Regions from separate parts of the Homo sapiens genome. Here region 2 is linked to region 1. A link is a contact called in ENCODE Hi-C or POLR2A ChIA-PET data. All regions are on one chromosome and are shown on one strand. The core of a region is the stretch at or near the end of the contact, and the rest is flanking DNA. Distances in the headings are between cores, read along the strand shown. Region 1 holds the start of PRTN3 (proteinase 3). Region 2 overlaps ABCA7 (ATP binding cassette subfamily A member 7).

Region 1 (2,540 bases), core at 27-2,526:
GGGCAGAATCACCCCAGGGTTAGAGGATTCCACAGACCCCAAGAGACTCTGAGTCCCATGATCCTCTGCCCTGCTGAGGTCCCAGGAGGCTGCACACATTGAAATCCACACCCTGAGTGGGAGGGAGAGAGGAGGCGAGTCCCGGGAGCTGGGGTCCCCCGGGTTTATGCCGTACGCCCCATCGGGAGTTTATTCTGGTGTCCGGTGTGAGCAGGGGGCAGACTGGATTTTTTATTTTTTATTTTTATTTATTTATGTTTTGAGATGGAGTCTTGCTCTGTTGCCCAGGCTGGAGTGCAGTGGCACGATCTTGGCTCCCTGCAACCTTCGCCTCCCAGGCTCAAGTGATTCTCCTGCCTCAGCCTCCTGAGTAGCTGGGACTACAGGCGCCCGCCAACACGCGCAGCTAATTTTTGTATTTTTAGTAGAGATGGGGTTTCACTATGTTGGCCAGGCTGGTCTTGAACTCCTGACCTCAGGCGATCCACCCGCCTCGGCCTCCCAAAGTGCTGGGATTACAGGTGTGAGGCACCGCACCTGGCCATTTTTTTCCCCAAATAATGAACACTGGTCTCTCCCCTGGGCCCTGTGGACATCGGGGCTGGATCCTTCTCTGGGGCAGGCCCGTCCTGGGCACTGCAGGGTGCTAGGCATCATCCTTGGCCTCCACCCACTCCATGCCAGGAGCTCCCCTTTCGTGACAGCCACAGGTGTCCTCAGACCTCGCCCAGGGTCCCCTGGGGGCAGAATCACCTCTTGATTGAGAATCCTGGCCTTAAAGGGGGAAGAAAACCCCCAGACAAAACTGGCAGGAGGATGTTCGCTGGGGCCTCAGGTGAGGCACTGAGGGCACTCGTGGTGGGGCCCTGCCTTCCCGAGCTCTGCATCCTGTCCCCTGCTACGTCCTGCTGTCTGTCCGTTTCCAGCTCACCCACCCACGGGACACACCTGCCACGGCCGGCTTTGCTGGGGCCACAGGGACCTCGTCAGGGAGGCGTCTCCTTGTGGGTGGCACGTGGGCATGTGTTGCTCTGAGGGCTGTGGCCATGTTGCCCACCTGGCCAGGGACCCCCGACTTGGGTGGGTGACAGCCAGCCTCCCCGCCCCCACAAAGGTTGGGACCTTGAGCCCAAAGCCCCCACCTCCTCCCCGGAGTCCGTTCTGACTCCCAGGCTCCCAAGGCAAAAGGAGGAAGTGGGGACCCAGCCTGGGCATTGGGCAACTCAACGGCCTCTGGCATTGGGCTATAAGAGGAGCTTGACCGTGGGTGCACCCTGGACCCCACCATGGCTCACCGGCCCCCCAGCCCTGCCCTGGCGTCCGTGCTGCTGGCCTTGCTGCTGAGCGGTGAGTGAGCCACGTGCCCATCCATCCAGCCTCCAGGCCCCGGTGGATTGTGGGGAAATATCCACCACGAGGTCCATCCAAAGCCCTTCTGGCACAGCTGGGGAAACTGAGGCAGGGTCAGGGGAGACTCCACTCACTGCTCGGGACCAACGCTTGCAGGGGTGGGGAGGACAAGGGCAAGGGGGAGCCCTGGCCATTTGACTCAGTTGCCTATCTGTAAAACGGGCAAAACCCAGCCCTTCCCTCCTGAGGAGCTGTTTTGGGAATTAGCTAGTAACAGGCGAATTCCTGGACAGCACCCAGCCTTCAGCAAATGCTCAGTGAATATGCATGAATGAATGAATGAGTGAATGAATGAGTGAGTGAGTGAATGAGTGAACAAATGAATGAGTGAATGAATCAATGAGTGAGTGAATGAATGAGTGAATGAGTGAATGAGTGAACGAATGAATGAGTGAATGAATCAATGAGTGAGTGAATGAATGAGTGAATGAGTGAATGAATGAGTGAATGAGTGAATGAGTGAACGAATGAATGAGTGAATGAATGAATGAGTGAGTGAGTGAAAGGGTCGAGGAGTTAGTGATGCTGGAATCAGGGGAAGAAGAGAGCATGGGCCCCCTCAGGTCCCTATCCTGAGGGTGATTTTCTTTTTCTTTTTCTTTTTTTTTTTTTTGAGACGGAGTCTCGCCCTGTCGCCCAGGCTGGAGTGCAGTGGCGCGATCTCGGCTCACTGCAAGCTCAGCCTCCCGGGTTCACGCCTTTCTCCTGCCTCAGCCTCCCGAGTAGCTGGGACTACAGGCGCCCACCACCATGCCTGGATAATTTTTTGTAATTTTTGTAGAGACGGGGTTTCAAGGTGTTAGCCAGGATGGTCTCGATCTCCTGACTTCGTGATCCGCCTGCCTCAGCCTCCCAAAGTGCTGGGATTACAGGCGTGAGCCACCGCGCCTGGCCCTTTTTTTTTCTTTTTTGAAACGGAATCTTGCTCTGTCGCCCAGGCTGGAGTGCAGTGGTGCAATCTCAGTTTACTGCAGCCTCAGCCTCCTGGGGTCAAATGATTCTCCTGCCTCCGCCTCTTGAGTAGCTGGGATTACAAGCACACACCACCACACCTGGCTAGTTTTTGTATTTTTAGTAGAGATGGGGTTTCACCACGTTGGTCAGGCTGGTCTCGAACTCCTGACCTGAGG
Region 2 (2,540 bases), core at 1-2,500, 220 kb after region 1:
CCCTCGGGCCAAGAGTTGGGCCGCTCAGTGGAGGAGTTGTGGGCGCTGCTGAGTCCCCTGCCTGGCGGGGCCCTCGACCGTGTCCTGAAAAACCTCACAGCCTGGGCTCACAGCCTGGATGCTCAGGACAGTCTCAAGGTGGGAACTGGGGGGGCAGGTGGGCGTCCTGTCACAGCAAGGTCCAACCCCATTGCTCTGACCCTATGACCTTGACCCCCACCCAGATCTGGTTCAACAACAAAGGCTGGCACTCCATGGTGGCCTTTGTCAACCGAGCCAGCAACGCAATCCTCCGTGCTCACCTGCCCCCAGGCCCGGCCCGCCACGCCCACAGCATCACCACACTCAACCACCCCTTGAACCTCACCAAGGAGCAGCTGTCTGAGGGTGCACTGTGAGTCCCTCCACCCTGCATGTCCTACCCTGCACGTCCTACCCTGCCTCCATTTCTCTGTCGTTTGGGGTGGTGGGAGCTGGATTTGAACCCTGACACACTCTTGCTTTATAAATGGGGGATAGAAACTGTTCCTCTGCTCCCTAAGCCAGGGAAATGGGACCTCCTCAGACTCAGCGGGCCCCAGCCTCCCCCACACATCCTCATCCCACCAACCTTTATCCTGCCTGAGACCTGTACAACCTCTGCTGCCAAATCCCAGGCACCCTCATCCCTAAATTGCCCCTGCCATCTCTGCCACTGCTGACTGCCCCATAGACCTTTGTCCCATCAATGGCGTGTTCAGCTCTGCTCTGAGCAACCCATGCACCCTCACCCTACAACAGCTCTCATGTCTTCACCTCCAGGATGGCCTCCTCGGTGGACGTCCTCGTCTCCATCTGTGTGGTCTTTGCCATGTCCTTTGTCCCGGCCAGCTTCACTCTTGTCCTCATTGAGGAGCGAGTCACCCGAGCCAAGCACCTGCAGCTCATGGGGGGCCTGTCCCCCACCCTCTACTGGCTTGGCAACTTTCTCTGGGACATGGTGCGGGGGCTGCTTGGACGGGTGGGGGCCCAGCCACTGCTTGCCACTGCCCTGTCTGGCCCCTTGTAGGCAGGGGCTTGTCCAAGATGGCCTGGGTAAAGTCTTGAGGATTGTGGGAGACTTTGTGCCTTCCTACTCAAAAAGCAAGGAGGTCAGGGTGGGAACAGGGCTGAGGGTGGCAGTGCCCACCTCTTTAGGCTGATAAAGGTAACTGCCATCTCCAATGCAGTGTAACTACTTGGTGCCAGCATGCATCGTGGTGCTCATCTTTCTGGCCTTCCAGCAGAGGGCATATGTGGCCCCTGCCAACCTGCCTGCTCTCCTGCTGTTGCTACTACTGTATGGGTGAGGCCCCCAGTCCCTCAGGGCCTATTCTTACTGACCCCTTACTGCCTTCCACATTAATGCTGCTGAGATAGAACTCTGCAGTGACTCCCAAGGAGAGGATATGGAGGTCTGAGGTGATGCCGTGTGTGATCCAATTCAGTGGTGTGCCAAGGTGGCCTTAAAAGCTCATCTTATCCTGACTCATATTAGTAGAGTTCTAAGGCAGCCCATGCCTGTAATTCCAGTACTTTGGGAGGCCGAGGCAGGAGGACTGCTTGTGGCCAGGAGTTTGAGACCAGCCTGGGAAACATAGAGAGACCCACCTCTAAAAAAGAAAGAAAGAGAGAGAAAGAGAAAGAGAGAAAGAAAAAAAAAAAAACAGAAATGTGCTTTGGGTGAAAATGTCAAGGTCTAAGGCAGAGAAGATGGGAATGGAGATTTTTATTCCTCTCAGGGCTTCTCAGTCTGAGTGGTTACTCCAGTGACTCCTATTGTCCCTTCAGCTGGTCGATCACACCGCTCATGTACCCAGCCTCCTTCTTCTTCTCCGTGCCCAGCACAGCCTATGTGGTGCTCACCTGCATAAACCTCTTTATTGGCATCAATGGAAGCATGGCCACCTTTGTGCTTGAGCTCTTCTCTGATCAGGTGGGGCACCACGAGGCTGGGGCTTGGGCTGGGTTGGGTCGTTGGACTCAGCCCCTGACCAACATCCGTCTCCCACCCTTGAGCAGAAGCTGCAGGAGGTGAGCCGGATCTTGAAACAGGTCTTCCTTATCTTCCCCCACTTCTGCTTGGGCCGGGGGCTCATTGACATGGTGCGGAACCAGGCCATGGCTGATGCCTTTGAGCGCTTGGGTGAGAACTTCCTGTCAGGTGGGGCCATGGCTACAGATAGCTAGCACCCTTGGAGACCTAGAGTTAATTATACAGAGTGGAGAAAAACAGCCCCCCAGGGAGACAGCCAGGGTTCTTAGGTGGCCCTAAGGTTGGGCCAAGTTGGAGGTACAAGAAAGCAGCCATAAAAAGCTAATTCTTAGATTACATCACAAGAGGCCTCTTCTGTTTTCTATGCCAATTAGACTCCAGCTGAGTGGCCTATCCAATTTGTGTTCCTTTCCCTTAAGAATCCAGAGTGACATGGATGGAGAAAGGGCCAGAAACCAAGACTCTCATGGACCCAGTCCCTCCTTTCTATATCCACAGGAGACAGGCAGTTCCAGTCACCCCTGCG

The links. A loop is a pair of places that touch in the nucleus more often than their neighbours do. ChIA-PET counts read pairs that join two places held with the same protein, here RNA polymerase II (POLR2A). Pooled maps may share reads with other maps.
Region 2: a loop to region 1 is called in a pooled map, with 5 times the contacts of the local background. The contact joins the enhancer-like site here to the promoter of PRTN3 in region 1. A Hi-C loop is called at or near these places in 1 of 50 pooled maps. POLR2A ChIA-PET finds 5 or more read pairs at or near these places in 4 of 52 experiments (BJ, H1, HEK293 and 1 more).

What each region holds. Positions count from the first base shown.
Region 1 is chr19:839,723-842,262 of GRCh38, forward strand. PRTN3 (proteinase 3) reads left to right here and starts at 1,277. Exons shown (of 5, transcript NM_002777.4): 1 at 1,277-1,347. The coding sequence starts at 1,287.
Region 2 is chr19:1,056,106-1,058,645 of GRCh38, forward strand. It overlaps ABCA7 (ATP binding cassette subfamily A member 7), which reads left to right. Exons shown (of 47, transcript NM_019112.4): 32 at 1-138; 33 at 225-394; 34 at 802-979; 35 at 1,209-1,324; 36 at 1,810-1,954; 37 at 2,041-2,164; 38 at 2,513-2,540. Among named protein-coding and RNA genes, the nearest start is that of ARHGAP45, 9.8 kb to the right of the region's middle. RefSeq lists an enhancer at 79-578. Within about 2 kb of position 1,251, at least 4 of the 41 ENCODE cell types and tissues checked have a DNase peak (open chromatin) inside an H3K27ac peak, as active enhancers do.